3 separate regions of the Mus musculus genome follow, and regions 1 and 2 are each linked to region 3. Evidence: chromatin loops called from intact Hi-C (ENCODE). Cell type or tissue: left cerebral cortex. All regions are shown on one strand.

Region 1 (8,000 bases), 230 kb before region 3:
CTCTCCACCTATCCAGATCAGAAGTCTAATATTCTGCCAGTCTTAAGGCCTTTACTAAATAGTTCTTTTAAAGAGAAGGGAGGACAAAATAAGTCAGCCATGATCGTCTGTAAGGCTGAACGTTCCTGAAGGAAAACCTTAAAGTCTGAGACATCTGCGTACTGACATGACTGTGAGTTGAAACTCTGTAACTGAATTCATGTGATCAACCAGCCACAATAAGGATGCACTAAAAATATCATCTAAGCAATTCTCAGGATATATGCACAAACAGTAAATTTCATGTTCGGGTGTGGTCTTCTAACGAAGACATTGTCTAATGTCTATATAAATATTCCAAAACCTGAGAAAATATAACACGTTAGGTCTCAAGCACACTGGATTAAGGGACACTCAATCTGTGTTACATGTGAACGGTTCACACTGTAGTCAAATTGAATTTAAAAAACAGTCTATATTTTCTAGACATAATAAGAGTTCTTAGATTAGCTATCAAGAGTATCAGATTTCACAAGGTCCAGTGCCTTTGAAATATTATTAAATTAAATACTGTACACCCACAGGAATACTGAGATGTAAACATAGATATAGGAATATAACCCAATAGCCCAAAAATGAATACTCAGACTATTACAGCCAAGATAACATAACTGGGAAAGGATCAATATGCCCCATCAGATGGATATGCTCAAGTCACTAAACTTGAAGCGCACAGTATTCAAAACCATCCCATGATCATCTGTCTTTAAACATTATAATTCAGATGGCTATACAAAATATGTTATATTAGTAAGTCAGTAGAGACTTCTAAAAGATGGAGGAAATAACACACAAACATTTCTGAATGGAACACTTTTGATATATGTGATGGATAAAGCAGAAACTTAAAAAATGCAGAACACTTGGTTCACAAGGAATAACTAATGTGCATACCGTTCCTGGCAAAATTTGCAATGGCTAATGCCCCAGCCAGCTGCAGCTGGTGGTTATTCGATGGGATCCAGGAGAGCACCCTTTGGAACACACTGCCTTTTCCTCCTTCAAAAAGTTTCTGCATGGACTCATCTAGAGGGAAATGAAACAGATCGTTAAATGAGGAACTATGATTAGGGCTTGCAAACCCACGTTCCAAAGTGGAAATCCAATGAGGAAACTAGAAATCTTGTACTGCGTTACTAGTAGCAATTGGACACTGAGGTTGGTGAATTGTGAGGCTCGAGTTTTCAAGAGCCATCCAGCCTTCAGTGCTCTGTTCGCTATTACAGGTCTTCAGATACTGAAGATAGCGGGGACTTAGCTGTTTCTCAAGTTTGTCATTTCTTGTTCTTTTCATGGCCTAGTGTTCTGTTCACGAAAGGCACAATACGAATAAAAAATCTGCTGACCGTGTGCTCTGGTTGGCAGGAGAGACTCACCTCCAAGCAGTAATAAAACCATGAGGTCAGAAGCAGTTTTAAGCTCGGCAACGTCGTCCTCTTTGTTGCTATCCACCTTCTGTTGGACGATCTCTAGGAGACACTCTACCAAACCTGCTTCAACCAGCTGCAGCTTAATAGCATCTGCATACGGAACAATGTGGACAAAATCACAAGTTTTGATGTCACAGGGCCCCTGCACAGTGACCTGTCATGAAGAATTCTAACTAGTGTATTTTAAGATCAGTTAATAAACAACTTAGAAACAAAAAACAAAACACCTACTACCACCACCACAAAAAACAAACAAACAAACAGACAAACAAACAAACAAACAAACAAAAAAACCCTCACCTTTGAACGCTTGAGTTTCAAGATCAAGATGACGGTCCAGACTAATTATATAAAAACTTCATTTTTCTATTTGAAATTATTTATCCTCTTAAAATGCTCTATAGCCCCCCCCAAAAACCCCAGGTCTTTTTCAGCTCTGACAACACCCAATATCACTATATTTTTAGGTATTATGATTATGGTAAAAGACAACAGTATATTATATACACATATGTCTATAATACATACATATTGTTATCTAAAGTTAAAATATATCTACTATGAGATTTGAATAAAAAGCTGTCAAAATTTATGGGACTATTAGAAAATCTGAACCTACACACAAGTATGCATACTTGGGCTGGTATTTGTATAGATGCAATCTTTCTAGTGTGGTTTGTAAACTTATAAGTTTTGTTTTTAAAAAGAGCTTCACGTTTTCACTGATGTAAGCCGTCTTTGGGTCATGAGTACACAATGATTCCTTACACTGAATTCTATTTCCCAGGATGTCTTCAAAATCTTCATAACAGCCGGGCGTGGTGGTGCACGCTTTTAATCCCAGCACTCAGGAGGCAGAGGCAGGCGGATTTCTGAGTTCAAGGCCAGCCTGGTCTACAAAGTGAGTTCTAGGACAGCCAGGGCTACAAGGAGAAACCCTGTCTCGAAAAAAACCAAAAAAAAAAAAAAAAAAAAAAAAAAAAAAAAAGGAAAAGGAAAAAAAAAATCTTCATAATACAGTTGAAAAGAAAAAAAAAAATCTTCCATGGTTAACCGATAAACTATGTTATTCAGAAAAAAATGTAATAATTTCATTTTAAAAAAGAACCTGACTGCAATGGTAATTTTACCCCAATACTACGTCTATTATCTTATAGTCCCAATATCTTACTCTAAAGTATTTTTGAAGACTTTGTATCTGTAAGCCATATCTCCTTCTGTCAAAAAAAAAATGTAATTTTATTGTTCTGGTTGGAGTTTCCTTTGGTAATTGGGTTCCGTAAGCTGCCTATGCGTCACACACAACAATGACAGTTTCTTGGTGTATGGAATAAAGAGTTTAAAATATCCATATGCTTAATGTTTATAATTTTAGGTAACTAGCATGGAACATTTTAACTTTATATTATCACAAGGATTATTGATTTTCCTTTGAATATCTTTAAATACACAAAATACTTTTAAAAAATGCACCAGTATTGGGCCAAACTTAAGTAGGACGTTTCCTTGGTTACATACAGAAGACTAGGGCTAGAGATGTGCAGAAACCAGACCTAAAATCTATGATAAAAAGTCTTAGAAATTCTAAAGCCTTGAACCACAGATACAAAGTTACAATTACTCTTCTTATAAAGCAAAAGAAAACAAATCATAGCCAGGATGCAAATAATTAATACAGAAACACATTTCAAAGGCGGTCACTCTGAGCCCCGTAGTTATTCAACAGGATTTATGTGGATGAGAGGACAAGCAATAAATAAAAACACTACTATACAATCTGTAAGGAGGTTACAGTAACTCTTTGGCATAATCCTGGAAGACCAGGGTACAATTCATTTTGTAGAACCAAGGAATGAGATGAAAAAGGAGTTTTCTCCCTGAAGAGCAAGATTTAAGGCATTAGGAACGGGTAATACATGCAAAGAGAGAGGCTTACAGGTCTTTCGTCTCACAGTTAGACTGTAATCCCCAATTTAGAAACCTTACATTGCCTTAGTTAAGACCAGGCAGACATTTTGGCAAAGCAGACATCCTAGCACATTTATCAACACACAAGGTCTATCTTTACCACTGACTTGAATGAGTATGTATGTGCATATTGCATGTACATATTAAATGCACTAAGTAAAGAGCAGGTTATACTTAGGCCCGCGTTTCAGGAGGTCACACCGAGGAAGGGGCAGCATAGCTAGGAAGTTGCTGGACACAGTAAGGAGAGTCTCTACGCCTTTAGCTACTCTTGGAGACTCTCACAAACACACTCAGAGGTGTGTTTCAATCTTAGGAACTTCTCAACCTAAGTCATCAGTCTAGCAATCAAGATTATCTAGGATATAACCTTTATTTAAAAGGCAGAGAAAAGCCATATTTGCAGAAAATATACAAATTAAACATAAGCAACTATGAAAATTATTCTTTATTACCCAGATCAAGAAATCGTCAATCATCCCAGAAATCCCTCTATACATTTCTTTCTGATCACAGGCACCCTTTTGCAGGCCTCATGTCACTGCCCTAGTTGTTATGACAAATCACTTGCAGTTCTATAACTTCACCCAATAGTCATTCCTAAAAGCTAGTTTAGTGTTCTTTTCTTATTACTACGTGTGTGTGCGTGTGAGACGTGTGTGTGAATGGAGAGGGGAATGTATGCTCGCTCATGTAGAGATCATAGGACAACTTGCAAGAATTGGTTCCCTACTTATACAATGTGGCTTTGGGAACTCAGGATTTTTAGGCTTGGGGTCAGAATCGCCTCTTATATTTTAAGATAAACTTTCTAGTTTTAAATTACATATTAAAGCCAGAACCTTACCTAAAATAAATTTTAAAAATTAATGCAGACCTGGGTATAGTGGCACATGTCTTTAATCCCAGCACTTGGAAGGCAGAGGCAAGTGGGACTCTTGAGTTGAGGGCCAGCCTGGGCTACATAGTAAGTTCCAGGGCATCCAGAGCAACATGATAGAGAGACCGTGACTCAAGGGAAAAAAATCCAATGGGAATGCCTCCAACTGTATTGTTTCTTATTCCCAAGTTTGCTTAGCAGAGTCTGACTTTTCATTCTGTGTTGTATTTTAAATTTTGTGCGTATGAATTTCCTTCTAGAAGTCTTTCTCAGACAGGGCATCTCTGAGGTGGCCCTGGCTGTCTAAAAACTTGCTCTGCTTACCATATGCTGACCAGAAAGTTGGTACCTTTTGTAATTTGAGATCTCTGCGTACCTGTCTTTAAATGTGGCTGATGTACTATCCATTCCCAAAACATTTAGTCCCTTTTGGTACCAAAACAAGAAAACAACAAAGGCAGAAACAACCACCACCACCATTACCAAAAGGGAGAGAGCATGATGATCCACCTGCCTGTGTCATTTCCCCCTTTTTTGAAGACTTCATTCAGGAGTTCCTACTGGGCTTCAGCTCACAGGTTCCCTAATTCCACTCTATGCATCCTGCTGAGAAGCCTGCCCGCCAGCAAGTACTTAATTTAGGTTGGAAATTTCAGCTCTGGAATTTCTATTTGTTTATTTCTAAATCTGCTGTATTGCATTTTTATTATTTAAAAATCTTTCTTTCATCTCTCTAACCATACTCACTAACCTGTTTTAATCTTTTGTTTATGTGCACGTGTGCATGTGTGTGTGAACATGATTGTGGGTGTTCACAGTGCACACATGGAGGTCAGAGAACAGCCTCAAGTGTTGGTCCTCACCTTTTGCCTTGTTAAGACAGTCTCTCTCTTGTTCATGGCTGGGCACAGCAGGCTACTGTCCTCCATTGTGTTGCAGGAGCACTGTGATTCCATATGCATGGGTTTATGTGGGTTCTGGGATTTGAACTTAGGTCCCCACACTTGCCCAGCAAGCATTTTCCTCAGCAAGTACCATCCTTTCTAGCTCTCAGCATCCTTACTTTAAATTAGTGGATAAGAATTCCCGTATCTGGAGATTCAATGATATGTGTTCTTATAATTTTATTGTGTTGCCTTATTAGTGTCTTGTCGTATTCTGAATATGTAAAAGACATTATATGTGAAATATCACTTACAAAAGTGCAGGTGTTTGTTTCCTGATACACTCTTATCTTTCTGGGTCCATCTCTTAAGAAGGTGTGACTCATCAATATTCTCACTGTAGACAGGCCTAGAATGCCTCGCTGTATCCTCTTGTGTCTTTAGAGGGGTTCATATAGGATTAATCTCTTTACCTCACTTTTCTTCTTCAAATTCTACCCGTGGTTGTGTGTAACAACGCACATTTAAGCCAGATGCCAACGCTGGGCGTCTTCTTCAATCAACCCTTACCCTATTTTTGAGACAGGATGAGACAGGATGGCTCACTGAACCTGAAGCTCACTAACTGGGCAGGCTGTGTCGGGACCAGCACCCAGGGGTCTGTTTCCACCTCTCCTCTGCCACGCCTGGCTTACATGGGTTCTGTAACCTGATGCCTGGGTGGCAAAGTCTGTACCCATCACACCATCTCCACAGCCCTCATTATCTTCTACATCAGAGCAAAAATAACTGTAGAAGTATCTTTGCTAAGACTTTAAAATCAAACTTGGAAAGAGGTTTCTCCAAATTTAGATACAGTCGTGGAATAATATAGCTGAAGGTAGAGTTATACAAATAAAAAATATAACATTAATAGTGCAAAGAAGGTTTTTGAGTTAAGAACTGGCATCGCAGCACCTAAGAAACTCTGCACAACCAAACATCCAAAGGAGTTTTTTCTTACCATTCTCTGCCAATGGCGCTAGAACTTCAAAAATCATCTCTCTTTTATCGTGTTCTATTTGTTTCTTGAATAGTTTTACCAGCTCTTCAGCAATGTTTGTGCTAGCAAACTGTTCTTTACTTGACTCTGAAAAATAGAAGAACAATCTAGAGTAGGCAAACAAAATGAAACGCAGAAATGTGTTTGCTGTTACTTTTGATGCCCAGTCATTTGTATTGTTACTCAACACAAATGTTCGTCACACACAGGAAACAATCAAACTGACCTTTAGTGCCCTTGAAAAAGAAAATGTCTAAAACTTTAGAGAAAATGTTCTGACCCAGTTTCATTTGAAGCCATAAAAATTGTTCACTGTGCAACATACAGGTAACCATAGCAACGATTAAAAAAATCACTAAGTCATAAATTCACACTTTCAAGGCTTTCATGCAAAGGAGGAAACTGTTCAAAACAAATTATATTTTACATTGCTAAATAAAAGATGACACCAATGTATCTTTAATGTCACTTAATTGAGATACTTTTGTACTAGTTCTGACATGATAATAAATAACACTGTATTTCTGTTCTCTGTCTTTGCAGTGTTACAGACTGACTCTCAGGCCTTGTGCATGTCCTCTATCACTATTTTAAGGCCAACCCACCAGCGTTCTTGAAGCCTCGCCCTCTATCCTGTTCAGCATGTCTAGGTAATACCTATTGAGATAACTTGCCTGCCCTGGAAATATTGTTTAAAGTCATTCTCCTTTTTTTTTCAGACTGAGTCTTATTCTATAGCTTGGCTAGCCTCACTGTAGCCCAGGCTGGCCTCATATTCACAAGAGATCCACTTGCCTCTCCCATGTACAGGGATTAAAGGCACACAACACCTGAGTTTGATATTTGTAACCCACATTGGAGAGATTTACCAAAGTTGCCATCAAATCTCCAGAGACAAGCAGACAGACATAGACACACACACACACACACACACACACACACACACACACACACACCTCTATTATTTTAAACTTCGAGTCAAACTAAAGTACTATATGGCTTTCAATTTATAGTGTGTAAAGAACACACACTTTTAGAAAAAAATAGTCAAGAACTGGTGCCTTTTGTTTCATTATAAACCAGAAGACTAATAAACATATTTATGCTTTAACTATTACATTAGGGCAAAACACTAATGACTTTCCTACAAACATAATGAATTATCAACATGGCTGTGGGAATGATTCATCCTAAAAGTTGGAAGGAAAGCAAAGGAGAAAGAAGAAATACAGAAAATAGAGGGAAAAAAAGGAACAGAAAGAGATGAGGGGTGGAGATGAAGTCCTTTGGTTATGACAAAGGAATGCCTGCAGTACTGGTCTTGTTCTACCTGTCTTCTTATTGTCAAAGGTTTCTCGGATTTTCTTATAGTAATGCTCTTACAAACACATAGGCGCCCACAAGATGGCTCAGCAGGTAACTGGGAACCTGACTTCAAACCCAGGGACCCACATGGTAGGAGGACTGAGGCAGTTCTTGCAAGTGATCCTCTCCTGGTCCTCACACACATGCTGTGTGGCATGCACACACATAGTATGATCTTTAAATGTATAATATGAATATATTTTCTCATACATAGAAAGCCTTTCAATTTTAGGGGTTTTGTATTTCGGGGAAGCATATCAGTTTGCTGATACTTTTAGAGTTCTATAATCAAATAATTTATATTTAAGAGGAAATTATATTGTTTGTTCTTTGCTTGTGTGAGTAAAGCCACAGGCTTTGTTAACTCTTACAAGCACTCTACTTCTGGGCTA
Region 2 (8,000 bases), 180 kb before region 3:
TGGTTTCATTTTTATGTATGTATTTGTTTATTGTTAAAAGCATGGAGGAACACAGAAACATGCAGGTATTTTGCTCTTCACATGAATTGTCCAAACACTGTAAAAATAGCATTATGAGGTAATGCTTTATAATTTTATGTACACACGGGGGAGGGGGAGAAGGAAAGAGAGAGCTTCCATCCGAAGAAGAGGTAAAAGACTTAAGAGTATTTGTCACAGAAAAAAGAATATGTTTACCTCCTGGACATATGGATGCTTTATTTAAGCATGTACAGGCTTACAGGAAGCTACAGGACAGAGCGACACATAGGCACAGGCACATACACGCATGTACACATACACACAAATAGAAAAACAAAAACCAATCAACTCAAGACATCCAAGGCCCCAACCATAGCATGCTCTTGTTGAATATTTACTTTCATGTCCCAAGATGATATCACACAATATAGATACAATATCTCCACCAGGGCATCCACAATGATATCTAAGGGCTCTATACAGACTTCATTATTTCTCATTTTGTGTGTGTGCATGTATGTACAGGTCTAAGCAATTTATCTATGTACAGATTCATGCAGTGGCATTAACATAGTTTTCAGGACTCACTTTCATGCAAATTAGATTTTTAGAAGACTAGCAATGGATTAATAAACAAACTTTTTTTCTCCTTCTTCTTTCTGGAGACTTCAACCTGGACATGTCATACAAAGGATCTTATTCTGAAGCTAAACTAGTAGAAAACAACTCAATATTTTTTTTTTCTTTTCAAATTTTAAGCTCCGTACTTGAGGTAACCACCAAAACCCAACATTGTTGGGCGATGTTTCTCAAATAAAACTACACAGTGTTGTTTCTTGGATTCTGTTTAAAGAGCAAGACAAAAGTCATTAAGTGGAGCTCATGTGCAAACTCTGCAGAACCATTATCCAAGACAGCACACCTAATGCCAGCAGACACTTTCACTGTTGTTACTAGGTGCATACAGGATTGTCCTAGTAACTCCCTGCTTGCACTTGCTTCAAAGGTCTGTTTAATAACTATAACCTTCCTTTCAGCATAGAGTAAGAATCATACAAACCAACTTTTCTTGTGTTCACCATGGCTACCAAAAGGCTGTGGTTCATTTAATGCTTACACACAGTTAAGTAGATTAACCCTGCTTCTTACAGGATAGTTTTACTTTTTGTCTTTCTTTATAAGCTTCTTGTCTTTTATACATTCATTGTACATATCCTGCACACACTTGTTGCAGTATATTTAGATTAGGTTGCAGTAGAGTTTAGAATCATCATAGTATTTATTTCCTTTGCATAATGGCTTATAATCTATGTTCCGCTTTTATATATAAACCCTACTTGGAGGTGGACAGTGAGCCAGGGTCTCATGGAGCCCTGGCTGTTCTGGAACTCACTCTGTACACCAGACTGGCCTCAACCTCTCAGAGATCTGCTTGTCTCTGCCTCCCAAGTGCTGGGATAAAAAGTGTCCTACCATACCCAGCCATGAATCCAATTTAATCCATGAAACAAGTTTATTTTAACCTAACAGACTTTAGAGCTAAAAAAAGATCAGACATATTAAACGGCACAGCTGGGGTTCTATCTATAACATTACCTGCCTTCCAGGGGACGTACTAAACTTTTATGAACTTATCTATATAACTTTTGACAACCAATTTCCTTTCCTTTCCTAGAATGCACTATTTGACCTATTTTAAGAGGCAGATGGACCTTATAGTCTCGTTATCACTGTAGTAAAAGCCACATATTTAGTATGTATTCAAATCACCTCATCACGTCTGCTTTTGACCATGGTATTTTCTCTACTATAGTTAAAGCACTGTTCTTTTTCATCGATGTTTTTTAGAGCTTATAAGAACTATAAGACAGCATCTACTTCAATCCACACATAACATCTTTATAAAGTATTTTCATGCGATAATAGTCATAATCAAATCTAAAAGCTCCATTGTAAACCAGTTATCCATTCTTTTCTTCTATAAATGGCATACTTTGATAGTAAGTTGACTGATAAAGTTGAATGTCATCGTTATGCTACTAGCTAATAATTCAATTTCTTCTAAAATAGAAAAAACAAAACCCTCTAACCAAATAATTAGATCACTGAAATAAATATTTCTAAGTGCCAGAATAAACAATTCAATGTAATAAAGCTGCAGCAAACATTGATTACCTGTACAATTTCAAAGCATTTCTGTACTATATTAACATATAATAATCTAATTTTCATTATAAAATATTGTTTAGCTATTATTTCTTGGCACTTGCAGTTAATTTAAACTAGATTATTTGGCCCATGAATAGAAAACAGTGGGACTGGGGAGGAGGCTTAGCAGGCAAGAGTGCTATACAGGCATGAGGGCTTGAGTTCCAATCCTCAGGGCCCATGATAAAAGCTGGGCATGTCTATAGGTGTCTGTGAGCCTGGCATTGCTGGGTAGACAGAGCTGAATCCTGGCAGTTCACTGCCTAGCAAGCCTGGTCCAAACAGCAAGACTTTAGTCCAGAGAGAGGATCTATCTCAAGGCAATAAGGAGGCTGGCAGAGAAAATATCCAAGGTCTACCTCTGTACATTCATGTGGCTGCAATACTTGCCCCCTACACCTCATATACCAACCAAGCAACCATGTAACACATTAAGAATCACTAACATACATTTACTTGGCCATTCTTTTGTATACTTGAAGTGAGTTAAATAAACAGAATTTACCTTACTTCACAAAAACTGCCTTGGCAATCCAGATTACTAACTTGTTTTGATTATTTTATTCACTCAGGAGGACTGTAATTTTCTTTTCTATGGAAGTGAGATACTACATCATGTAAGCATCTTAAAATATGTGTATCATTCTAGTAATAGAACTATGTAACCACAAGTATTGCTTTATTATTATAAGCAGCATATTCAATTCTAAATTTTGATTGTGTTAACCCTGCTCTTTATATAAACTGGGTAAATATTGAATTTTATATATTCATTTTCCGCTAGTTCCTATCAAATCTTCTTCTTGTTGTTGTTTTTATTTGTTTTGTTTTGTTTTGTTTTTGAGACAGGGTTTCTCTTAGCTGTCCAGGAACTCACTCTGCAGTCCAGGATGGCCTTGAACTCAGAACTCTGAGATCCGCCTGATTGTGCCTCCTGTGTGCTGGGATCAAAGGTGTGCGTACATCAAATGCTATTTCCTTAACTCAAGGGGTAATATTAACAAACAGAAACTCCAATCTCCAAGAACCAATGTATCCCCGGGAACGTTAAATGCAGAGGAGACAAGCCATGGACCTGTTAGAGACCAGGAACACTCAAACAAATCAGCAATTTACAATGTGCAGAGCTCTAATCTTAGGAATCAATAAAAACAGAGAATGCTACAAAAATTCCAAGTAAGACAATCACTCTCTTGGGTTTTAGAATATAACCTTTGAAAGGAACGTGCACACAGAACAAGCACTTCTTAAATATATCTCTCTGTTTAAAACAATATTCCTGAGCAGGTTCTACTACACACAGCTTTGCTGATTACTTTACAAACTGAAACATAATATTTCCGTAGATAACTTCTTTGAAAGATGTCAAACTTATTGACAAGTTACTCTGGCAAAGCTAATAGTTACCCTGGCACACAAAATTTTAAATGGTGCTTGCATCTAAAGTCTATTTGAATGTCTTAAAAGAGGAATCCATTATGAAATGCCTCAGAGGTGATATGGGAGACAGCACACTAAACAATTTTAAGTGAAAACTGTCCCCAGACAGAGATTCTTTCATCTCCACACACGAGACAGAGATGCATCCGAAGGTTCACCAGCCATAAAGCCCGACTACACCCCGTCTGGTAGGGGCGCTGCTGTTTCGTGATGTGGGGATTATGTAAGAACATTTCCTTCCGTTAGGAAGAACGCCTATAATGGGAACTGACAAGGCTGTTACTAAAACTGAAGCCTGACCCACTTCTCTGTTCCATGCATTTTATGGGTATTTCTCTCAAATGAATTGGTAAAGTTACGATAGCAAATGTCTATCACATAGACACAGATTTCTCCTTTTTTCCCTTTTGTGGTGAGTTGCTTACAGTGCCTTCTGTAAATGCTAGTTTTCCATCTATCTAATCTATCTACCTCATGCCTACTACCACCCGAACAAAAGCCACACCTTTAAAAATCATGCAGTTGGAGCAAACTAATTACCCACCTAAATTATTCTAACAGGTTAAATTTCATAAGAATAAATATGAATTTTAAAATGTTATATTTTGAAAAAGCAAGTCTCTTAAATTTACTAATTTGTAATGTTTCTTGTTCCTCTCTTTCTCTCTCAAAAGCATCATTTTCTTGATAAAGGGGAAATGGCTCATTATTTAAACTAGAAGTCAGCACTGTCTTCTCAGGTAAGCCTAATTTTTCTTAAAATCCCAACTGTTATGAAATAAATGATAAATGCAATTCAAATAAAATCATGAGTAACTAGACAGTACTAAATTCATATCTTGGTATATACTCCAGTTTTTCTAGAATAATTCTGGAGAAAACACTAAGAAGTTGGCATGAATTTAATTTAAAATAAAAGGATAAGAAAGCAGTTTTAAGTTATACACGAGGCAACACTGCACAATGAATGTATTGTATCCCATTATTTACAGCAATAAATCACTTATGTTTAACATTTTTAACACCCTTAACTTCATTTTCTTTAACCAAGGCTAAGAAGTGAAAACTTTGGCTCAAGTCACAGTGTTTATTTATCAATTTAACTGTAATTTCCACTGAAGGATGAAGTAGCTGTAAATGTCTACACAATGAAATATATTAATGTCACAGCCCCCACTGTACCTATAAAACTTCATATTGCATACCTCATAAGTCAAAGGAACAAGCCCTATAAATACTGTCACAGTGACCTTCGCTTTCATCAAACTATAGCTGTACTAGCTTGGTATTTGTCACCTGGAGTTCAAGGTTCTTTGAAATATACAGAGAATAAAATGACTGTATGTATCCACGAAAACCATAAGTAACCAGAAGACAGTGTAGTGTTCTATTCTGCCATTACCAAGTGAGATTCCAGGACAAGAGTCTCATAAGAGGCAATAATTCCCATGATTGGAGGGGAAAAATTCAAGAAAAATTAAGCTGAATAATAAAGACTTTTGATGATTTTACATTCTCCAGTAAACACAGAAGGGCAAGAACGAAACCTAACTTACAATACTCTGAAAGTACATATAACCATTTGGTAACTACTACTGGGCAGAGGTTAGGGGTATGTATTAAAAAATAATTTGTTTTTATATCAATGAATAATTTTTGAGAGCTGAGATCACAATCTATGATACTTAATAAAAACCACTCTCACACACATACACACTCTTTCTCACACACATATACTCACATATATACGCACTCATACACTTATACACAAACACAATCTCTCTCACATACACACACATACACTCTCACACATATACAGTCTCACATACACACACTCTCTCTCACACACACAGACTGTCACATACACACACACTCACACATATACTCTCACACATACACACACATACGCTCACACACACACTCACTCTCTTACACACACTCTCTCACACAAACACACACTTTCTCACACACACACAATGCAAAATTATAAAATGAAGAACTCTCATTTTGTAAATGAAGGTAGTACCTTAAGATACAGAGAGTCAGATTCGAGTAGAACATATGCAACTTTACGTGCATCATCAGGGATTGGAAAATGGACCCTACACTTTACATTCAGATGTCCCGGACACCGTCACACACAGGAAAGAGAAGAGAGTGAGAGTAAGAAGGCTGCCTTTATTGTGCTACAGATCAGTTACAGCAAATAACTACAGTTTCTTTTGCTGTTTTTGTTTTACTATAAATATGTATATGGTTCACAGGTATAAGTCACATTTTAAAACACTGTGTTAGGGGAAAAAACCCAAATATTTAGTATTCACAGCAAAATACAACTCACTTAAGGTATGGGTTCAAGAAGGAAAACATGGTAAAATTATTCTGGTTGCACAAATACTGATTTTGTAGATCGTTTAAACTTGAATGATAAGTGTGTGATTTCTGGCTCAAAAATAAAAATCTAGAGACAACTAAGATATGCCTGATTAATTTGAAACTCTCAAAGTATGCTGTTTGTCTGTTGAGCTCTCTTTGTATAGCCCAGGCTGGCCTTGATCCTCCTGCCTCTGCCTCTGGAGTGCTGGGATTAAAAGCATGTGTCATCAAGTCCAACTTTATACTCAGAAGTTTTCGGTGTATACGAGAGACAAGAAGTAGCAACTGTGGTATGTTTGCACTAAGTCAACCCGCAAGTTCTTGCTTGCCCTGTGTAGCATGGAGTTCCAGAGGGTGGTAAGGATGGCAATGACGGAATGGAGCCAATGCGGATGCAGTGGGCTGGTCTAGCTTTTGAGGAGATGATGGAGTTTACGAATGGTTTTACTGAATGGCAATTAATTAAAACTTCACTTGGACAGATGTAGAAACTAAGACTTTCCATAGGCATGTTCACTTAGACAGTACTTCAGTAAGACCTAATTTAAAGATCTACAAATTGAGTTTTGTTAAATTTAAAGGTCTCAAGAGTTTTAGCAACTTACTGAGAAAACATCTCTTGTATAAAATGGGGATTTGCTCCCTCTAACTACTTCCTTAGGAGCATGGTGTGGCCCAAGTTTCCGTCAGTTCTGCTAAATAAGCAGAGCTAAAGCTAACTGGCCTCTCTAGAAGTCAGTCCTGACACCAAATTGAAAACCAATTTGAAAATCATAATTTCACAATTCTTTAAACGTGGTGAAAGTATCACCAATATCTTGATACTTACGGCTATCGTAGCATATGTTTCCTAATGCCCTGCCCGTTTGAAGCAGCACTTCCTGGTCTTTGCTATTTAACAGCTGTACCAGTGGTGAAATCAATCCAGCATCTACACATGGGATTCGCATAAATTCTGAAAAGAAGAGACATGTTTCATCAGAACTCGAAATATACGAAATACAGAAAAATAAACACATAGTGCTAAGTTTAAAGGGTTTACTATTTGAAAGCGCATTTCTGTTCAAATTTCTTGCCTACATCCCTATTAAATACCTGATGAAACCAATAAACATACAAAACCTCGTAGGGCCACATTATCCGCCGTATGTAAGCTCCGCAGTATTTTAACTAACTTTCATCACAGCTGAGGTGGCACTATCTCTTGGGAATGGCTGGCGTGCTGTGGAAACAGCACACGATGGTGGCAGGGTTACTGCACAGTGAGATGATTAAAGGAGAAGCTATAAACTAAGCTACCAAGTGCTCCAGTTTATCACTACATGGTCTCCAAAAGCTCAAAGTTAAGAAGAAAACTGAAAGGTTCCAATGAATCCTTTAATAATAGGTCTTTTTCAATTGTTCAGGCCTAGAAGAATCCTGCATTCCTCGTCTCTCTTAACATCCAGTTTATGATCACTCACATCTACTCTTGCTATGTGCATGCATTTACGGGTCTGTCCAGGGTCACTCTTGTCTGCTCTTGCTATGTGCATGCATTTACAGGTCTGTCCAGGGTCACTCACATCTGCTCTTGCTATGTGCATGCATTTACAGGTCTATCCAGGGTCACTCTTGTCTGCTCTTGCTATGTGCATGCATTTACGGGTCTGTCCAGGGTCACTCATGTCTGCTCTAATGCTATGTACAGTGTTTACAGGTCTATCCAAATACTACCCTTCTTGTCATTCAGATCTGTTCTCCCTGATCTCTGGGTTTACTGTTCTCTGCCTGCTGACTCTTGGTGATACCATCACAGAAAGGGCTAGAAAGAACTTCATTCTTTTTAGATCCTCGCCCCCAAAATCCCAAATAAGGAAAGGTAGTTGAAAGCCAGTGTTACCCGAAAGCCAGTGTTACCCCTGTGGGTTTCACACCTGCCATCAGCACGTTCTAGTGAATATATAGCTAACTCT
Region 3 (8,000 bases):
CATCCTTCCTCATCTCCTAATACTTATCCTTTTTTGTTCTCTTTTCTACATGTTGTACCGTACCAACATGTTCATTTATGTTCATTTGTTTGCATATGTACATGCACACACACTTTTTTTTTTAAAACATATCATTTGCTGATATGGATAACTAAGTTTATTCTAGGTCTTTGCTATAGAAAAGAAAGTAGCAATAAACATGGGATTTATTTCACTTTTTATTTGCAATTTTGTTTTTAGCAATGAAGTAGAAAAATGCACGTTATTATCACAAATCTAGTAGCACAAAAATAGTAGCATTCATTTCTTATTTCCTAGTTTTGTGTGTCAGAAGCACAAGGGACTTCAACTAGGTTCCCCTCACAAGGCTTTAGTCAAAGTGTGGGCTGGACTGGCTTGGACTTCAGTCTGGGAGACTGAAGAACTGATTTCCACTTCAACCAAGTGATGGTAACTCCCTACTCCCTACCTCTTCACCCTACCTCCTCATCTTCCTCCACCCTCTCCCCTTCCCTGTGTAGATTGATGTCCTGAATCATTACTAATTGTCAGCTGTGAATTGCTGAAGGCAGCTCCAGGGGGTGCCTATATTAGTCAGCAATCACTTGCTTTGAATTTCTTTTCAAGTGTCTTGCCTCAGCTAAAGAGTCTTTTACTCTTTGGGCCTTGTGTGATGGGATTCGTCTCAGCCATCTCTTCTCCTGCTTTAAGGCTAACTGTGCCTTATAACTGATTCCAGCCATTGCATTCACAACTTTCAGGAATTAGAATGGGCATCTTTGGGGTGGTGGATATTTTTGGCAGGCCTAACACAGCTGCAGTTGTCTTCTGCTGAACAAGTCATCCCTGGCAAGGGGGATGAATTATTGTAATTTGCTCAGCTAGTCTTCAGGGATGAGATGGAAACACTGGGGAGTAAGACACACTGTTCATTATGTGCCTACATTAGAATGCTTCCTTTAAAGAATGCTGTCTTCTGAAGAGTACTCTGTGTTCTTTTTTATTCTCCACAGTACATTGTACATGTTGTCTAGGATATTGGTTAAATATTATTTTGCAAGAGAAAAAATTAAATAAAAGACTTTAATGTTAAACTTGCATTTGAGTGAATAGCCCTGTTTCTCCATGCTATTGGGGTAAATGATCTTAACCAAAAAATTGGTAACCATGTTGAGTTGATAGATCAGAACAACGTTGGGTTGGTAGATCAGAACAGCATTACAACTGCTCTTACATCACCGGTCTTATGTAAGAACTAAGAGAATTCTGGCAGGTTCAGAGAGAATTTTGGTGCAGCTGTTATAGGTACACTATCTTAGGGGTTTGGGAACAATTTACTATAGGGAACCTGTCCATTTAGCATGGCTATTGAGCAGCTATCCATGGACCCAGAAACTTTCAGTGGTTTGTAACCCTGCTGTAGAGTTCTTCTGTAGAGTATTCCTTGTTCTTTTCTTTCCCTCTGTCTACTGTCATGCTTTGTGTAGTGGTCTGGGATGTAAGGACAGTCTATCTTTTTATTATTGTCTAGTGTGGCTTGAAAATCCTAGTTCATAACACACTGTAACTGTCCCCATTCCCCTCTTCATAGGTGACCTTTCAGAATCAGTATCCTTTGTGCTAGGTAAGGACTTTCTTCAGAACAGGAGAATTTTTCAAGAGGCCAGAGTATCTATCTAAGTTGACTTGGTCTCTAAGAACATTACCATCAAGGACCTAGCAGTGTTGACTATCGCAGCTGATAGTGTTCACCAGTGGCCATTAGGAAGGATCATATCAGGAGCTGGAGGCAGGGCAGAATTTGGTCCAGGTGAGGTATACTGCCCCCTTATTTGGTTGATAACTACTTTATGTGCCAAAATGAAGCCTAAGAGCAGTTAAACTTTCTGAACTATAAATACTTCCAAGAAATGAAGTGATAGTGAACACATTAGACAGATCTGGGACTTTTCCTACAAACATGATACTTATAACAACTTAAAGGTTAAATGGATATGAAATCTGGTCAACCTCTATTATTTTCCATTGTCTAGGCACTATTTCTTTTTAATTTTTAAATATGAGAAAATTTAGGTCACATTTGGTATAGCCATCTTATGCAGTAAGGCAAAAATAATTCAGACTTCTAGGCTCTTACTCCTAATACCTCATTTTAAGCATTTATCAATGGTGCCACTATTCCGCATCATTACATTATAGTCTTTATGATATGTCAATATTATTAAAATGTATAGTTGATTCAAATTAACAGTTAATAAACTCTTATGTCTTACAAAGAAGTCTGTTTTTTATTATTTCAATTATTCATCTGGTTTTAGAGTTGCCATTTTTATATTCAAGAATAAGCATATCAAACAAGGAGTATTTGAAATATATTGTCAATTACTTTAAAAAATTAAAACTAACTTCACTATTTTTATTTATTTTATAGATATATTTACTTGTATGTCTATGAGTGCCTTGCCTGCATATTTTTCTATATACTATGTGCATGCACGGTGTCAGAGAGAGGTCAGAAGAGGGGCAAATGGAATTACAGATGGATGTGATCTGCCATATGGGTGCTGGGAATGGAACCTAGGTTCTTTGCAAGAACAGCGAGTGCTTGTTTAACCATTGAACCATCTCTTTAACCCCTACATTTTAAAAATTTGTGTTAAAAACAATATGACAGTGTTTGCTGTTACTTGGTAAGCACAAGGGCTGAGGAAAAAGGAATCATATTCCCTGTAGTGTGTTCTCAACCTCTCAGTCCTTCGATTAGTTCCAATAGGAATCTCGTTAGAGCAGAGAAATACTTTCTTCTTAGCACGAGCCAGTGCAGTTGTTTTCTTGACTTTGTTTTCCATGGAATCTCTTCTGCATCATTTAAGTGAGGTTAATGCACTCATCAGAACCAATGGTTTGACCACACATTCCCTTGTTCATAAAGCCACGCCCAGATCCGAGGGTTGGCAAGTATCTGAGGATGCAGTTGGTGGACGGCATGTTCGCATTCTGTACCTTCCTAGCCTTGTAAGCCAGTGTGGAAATCACATAGGTCACAAGAATGGGCAATGCTGCTTTAGAAAGCATTTGCTGTTCTTGTTCTTTGTGAGACAGGATCTTTATGTGTCCTTGATAGCTTGCAAAAATATTATATAAATTTCAATTGCTTAGATGGAATTATAAAATCTAGGTTATTTTATATAAACTTAATAAGACAGAGAAAATTTATTAGCCTAAACTGGTGAAATTGTGCCACCTAGTGATCTTTACTAAAAAAAAAAAAATCCTTGTGGGTTTTAAAGAGTGTTTAAGTTTGTAGAATATTAAATGTTTACAACAAATCTAGAAATTTATTTGTCTGGTGTATAGTATAAATTTAGGGTGTGATTAGCTTTTTTGGGTGTTTTTTTCCTTTATTTTCAAGTTTTTTTATGATAAAGTTTATAAAACTAAAAAACAAACAAACAAAACCCACAAGCACAAAAATGAAAACAGAATTAGAAGCCATTTCTGCAAGAGTGTATTCTAGTCCCTAGGAATTAGTGTGTATTAGTGTATACATTCTAGGTATTTCTAAGATGTGCTTTATTGAGTGTGAATCCACCTATTCTCTGGATTGTATTCATGTAAAGTAGTAATAAGACTGTGCGATGAAGATCACTAGGTAGTGAGATTCTTGGTGGCTCATGGTGGACAGGGAAGAAGACAGCTGTGTGGTTGAGGTCTTTGACTTCCTTACCTTGACTAGGCTACCACATGACCACTACAGGCCATTTCCTGAGACCACTAGAATCAGTTTTGTTTGTGTTTTACAGGAGGAGAAAAATTGTTATTTGGTTACATTAGGAGAAACGGGGGGGGGGACTTTTATTTTTATTTTTCTAGCATCTAAAATCGACATAAAGCTTTGGTCCTTTGTCTAGGCACGGATTCGTTTACATTTAGACTTGTTTGATTACTTCTGAAAACCTGGTTTTCATGTTTAAAGAAAGAAAACATATCCAATTATCAGTGAGTGCATATCATGTGAGTTCTTTTGTGATTGGGTTACCTCACTCAGGATGATACCCTCCAGATCCGTCCATTTGCCTAAGAATTTCATAAATTCATTGTTTTTAATAGCTGAGTAGTACTCCATTGTGTAAATGTAACACATTTTCTGGATCCATTCCTCTATTGAGGGACATCTGGGTTCTTTCCAGCTTCTAGCTATTATAAATAAGGCTGCTATGAACATATTAGCCCAGAAACTTAGAATACTCAAGATATAATTTGCAAAACACACGAAACTCAAGAAGAAGGAAGACCAAAGTGTGGATACTTTGTCCCTCCTTAGAATGGGGAACAAAATACCCATGTAAGGAGTTACAGAGACAAAGTTTGGAGCTGAGATGGAAGGAAGGACTACGCAGAGACTGCCCCATCTGGGGATCCATCCCATAATCAGCCACCAAACCCAGACACTACTGCATATGCCAGCAAAATTTTGCTGATATGACCCTGATATAGCTTTCTCTTGTGAGGCTATGCCAGTGTCTGGCAAATACAGAAGTGGATGCTCACAGTCATCTATTGGATGGAACACAGGGCCCCCAATGGAGGAGCTAGAGAAAGTACCCAAGGAGCTGAAGGGGTCTGTAACCCTATAGGAGGAACAGCAATATGAACTAACCAGTACCTCCTGAGCTCAAGTCTCTAGCTGCATATGTAGCAGATGGCCAAATCGACCACCATTGGGAGGAGAGGCCCTTGGTCTTGCAAAGATTCTATGCCCCAGTACAGGGGAACAGCAGGGCCAGTAAGCGGGAGTGGGTGGGTTGGGGAGCAGGGCAGGGGCAGGGTATAGGGGACTTTCGGGATAGCTTTTGAATTGTAAATGAAGAAAATATCTAATAAAAAGATTGTTTACAAAAAGAAAGAAAGAAAGAAAGAAAGAAAGGAAGGAAGGAAGGAAGGAAGGAAGAAAGAAAGAAAGAAAGAAAGAAAGAAAGAAAGAAAGAAAGAAAGAAAACTTAGGCAGCCAGGTGTGGACGCTCATGTCTTTAATCCTTGTACTCCAGAGACAGGTGCGTCTCTGAGTTTCAGGCCAACCTGGTCTACACAGTAAGTTCCAGGCCAGTCAGATCTACAAAGAGAGACTGTCTTAATCCACACACCTCCATCCAAACCCAAACAAACAAACAAACAAACAAACAAACAAACAAACAGAAAAACCTTATAGGTTGAAGCTAACCTAGATAAATTTGGGCACCTAAAAAACAAAAACAACAAAAATAAGAAACAGAAAAAGACAAACAACCCAGCTGTGCAAGTGCATCACAGTTCTTGTCAAATGTTAAATTGTTTTAAAAGAATTAGCTTTGTAAAACAAAAAAAAAGTGCAGCTACTTAGTTAAATGCATAAGACATATGAACACAATTTGTGCTCATTATTAGACCTATTTGGGTTTAATTTCCACTGAAATAGTCACCATATGCCATTCCATGACTTTTATTAGTTCCTTGTCATTGAATTGCTTATGCCTTTAGAACCTGCACCAACAATAGTCTGTTAATGTCTATGGATCTATGAAATATCCTGTATTCTTTTAAGGTTTGTGATGGTAGATAATCATCCAACACCAGTTACTCTTGGAATTCAGTTGAATTTTTCTATATCCAGGTTAAAAAAAGATATGTTATCAACATATTCTTCAGATTACAGTTGTGGGAGTTCACAAATCATGTATACAACATAAGGTAGTTATTTCTATTTGTAGTAGAGTTGATTATCTGACAGATATTAAAGTGTTTGGTTCAGCATGTTAAGTGTGTTCAAATTCTTGTACAGTGAGCTCCAGAAGATCTTCTCCTTACACACTGAAATGTCTTAACCCTTAAATAATTCTCAGGCTTATCCTCTCTGGACCCTGGCAACCACCCTTACACTTTTCTGTTCCCATGGACTTGAGTAGTATTCATGTCTCATATAAGCGATACCATTTTTCTTTAAAAAAAGAATTGGCTTACTTGTATAACATGTTCTAGATTCATCCAAGATTTCCTTCCTAACAGTGTCTAACTTGAATTAAAAAATAGATTATAATTGGACAACTTATTAAGTCAGTGATAATCATAAATTGATTGAATATGCTATACATATGTAACAGAAAGAAATAGGTTCTTATATTTAGTAAAAAACAGTACAGTACTGAGATAGAATGCCAACCATTGTCTTATCTTCTGAAGCTATAATAAGTTCCTGTGGGACCATTATGCAAGAGAGTAGTTTTTAAAAATACCATGAGTAGACTAAATTTTTAGTTCAAAATTTATAAGTTGAGCCACATGAGATTTGAACTCAATACCTAAAGTGTTTGTTTAATATACTGAATTTCAGTGTCAAATTTGCCAATTTATAATTTTTAAAAACTATGCATAATCCTTTTTAAAGATGCTTTGTTTAGTCTTTATTATTTTTTTTAGAAGGAAAGTAGCATGTGATGGCATCCCTTCCCATGGACCCCCACCTCACTTGTCTCTGGCTGCTCCTCATGGAACCCCACCTTACTTAACTCTGGCTGCCCTTTCTTCACAGCATTTATTACAAGGGATAATGACATCATCTCACAGCTTCAATGGCTCTCTCTCCCCATTTTGTCCCTTCCAGCAAAATTTTGCATGTTAAATTTTATTGAATAACACAGAAACATTTCCCTTATTTTACAAATAATGTAAAAATGTGACATATATATTATATATATTTACAGATTCTTCTCCTGCACACATCACCTCTCCATTTTAACAGATTTATACCAATAGCCTGGCACATGCCCATTCATATTCTCCACATGCTTATGCATACATTTGATATTTATATTCCTTTTATATTGCTTAGTTTGAAAAAAATGGTATCATGTATTTTTTAAAATCTTTTTCCTCAACAATATCTCATGGGAATTAATATTATTAACTGGAATGCTAAACCTTTAAAGCGCCTACACAGTGTCCTGTCTTGATTCTGTCACAGCGTTAAGAGGCATTTTTCTTGCTCATTTGTAATGTTTTGGATGAACAGAAAGAAAACGTATGTCTATGTACTTGTGCATGTATATATATTATGTGCTATATAGCATTACATTTTAAAAATTACACTTTGTTTTATGTGTGTGTGTGTGTGTGTCTGTGTGTATGTGTGTACACATGCATATATGCTATGACATTATGTGGAGGTCAAAAACCTTGTCTTGGTTTTACTTCTTTTGTCATGATCTTTTCTGTGGTTCAAATGTCCATTAGTTGGACGGTGCATGTGGTTTCTATACATCATTTTAAGCTCTGGACAGACTGCGCTCCCATCACCCACCCAGGTTCCCTTGGATCCATGGATGAAACACACACACACACACACACACACACACACACACACACACACACACGCTTATTTTTAATATACCTTTTAGCTCAATGGCCAGGCACTTTTAAGCCTCCTGTGGCTAATGTGACCTTACCTTCACTCCCAGCTCACCACCTCTAATCCTGCCCTCTGCTTAGCTGCCCAGTTTCCTTCTCCTTGCTCAGCACCCTAAATATGCCCTCAGCTTACTCCCACCTGCTACCCAGACCCAGTCGGGGAAGCAGCCAATGTTTACTCCACCTGAGATCTCACGAGGCTGGTGGCTTTCTCTCCCTCCAAAGCATGACAAATCTTTTCCCTTCTCTGTCTCCTAGCCTGCCTGTGAGAACCTGGAAGTCCCACCTCTTCCACCCAGCCATTGGTTGGGGGCATCTTTATTGATCCATCAAGAAACAAATGGAGACAGGACCTTCAGTGTTCACATGCAGATTCCCAATCAAGGCATCAGAACCCACTCCTTACACTTGGATATTAGTTATTTTGACCTTATCTTTCAAGTTTATGATTTCTTCCTTACCGATTTGATATTTTTTATGTTTCTCAGTCTACACATTGACATACTCATTCACAGTTCTTTCAGGCTAACTTGAATCTCAGCAATAGCTAGCTGTTGCTT

The links. Peaks named below come from ENCODE experiments on the same cell type or tissue, not always from the same donor. Only the 100,000 strongest peaks of a DNase experiment are listed, where the experiment ranks them.
Region 1: a loop joins it to region 3, with 2.9 times the contacts of the local background. A loop is called at or near these places in 4 of 42 quality-filtered maps.
Region 2: it touches region 3 in a loop (4-fold over the local background); 3 of 42 quality-filtered maps call a loop at or near these places.

What each region holds. Positions count from the first base shown.
Region 1 is chr3:138,957,621-138,965,620 of GRCm38, forward strand. Rap1gds1 (RAP1, GTP-GDP dissociation stimulator 1) reads right to left here. Exons shown (of 15, transcript NM_001040690.2): 7 at 6,205-6,330; 8 at 1,416-1,559; 9 at 934-1,065. Among named protein-coding and RNA genes, the nearest start is that of Rap1gds1, 110 kb to the right of the region's middle. In left cerebral cortex, no CTCF peak of the experiment used is centred here; a DNase peak (open chromatin) is centred at 3,478.
Region 2 is chr3:139,008,672-139,016,671 of GRCm38, forward strand. Rap1gds1 (RAP1, GTP-GDP dissociation stimulator 1) reads right to left here. Exons shown (of 15, transcript NM_001040690.2): 4 at 6,875-7,000. Among named protein-coding and RNA genes, the nearest start is that of Rap1gds1, 63 kb to the right of the region's middle. In left cerebral cortex, a CTCF peak has its summit at 3,879; a DNase peak (open chromatin) is centred at 3,883; H3K27ac peaks cover 1,065 bases.
Region 3 is chr3:139,190,884-139,198,883 of GRCm38, forward strand. It overlaps the pseudogene Gm4862. Among named protein-coding and RNA genes, the nearest start is that of Stpg2, 11 kb to the right of the region's middle. In left cerebral cortex, a CTCF peak has its summit at 3,239 (motif pointing left); a DNase peak (open chromatin) is centred at 786.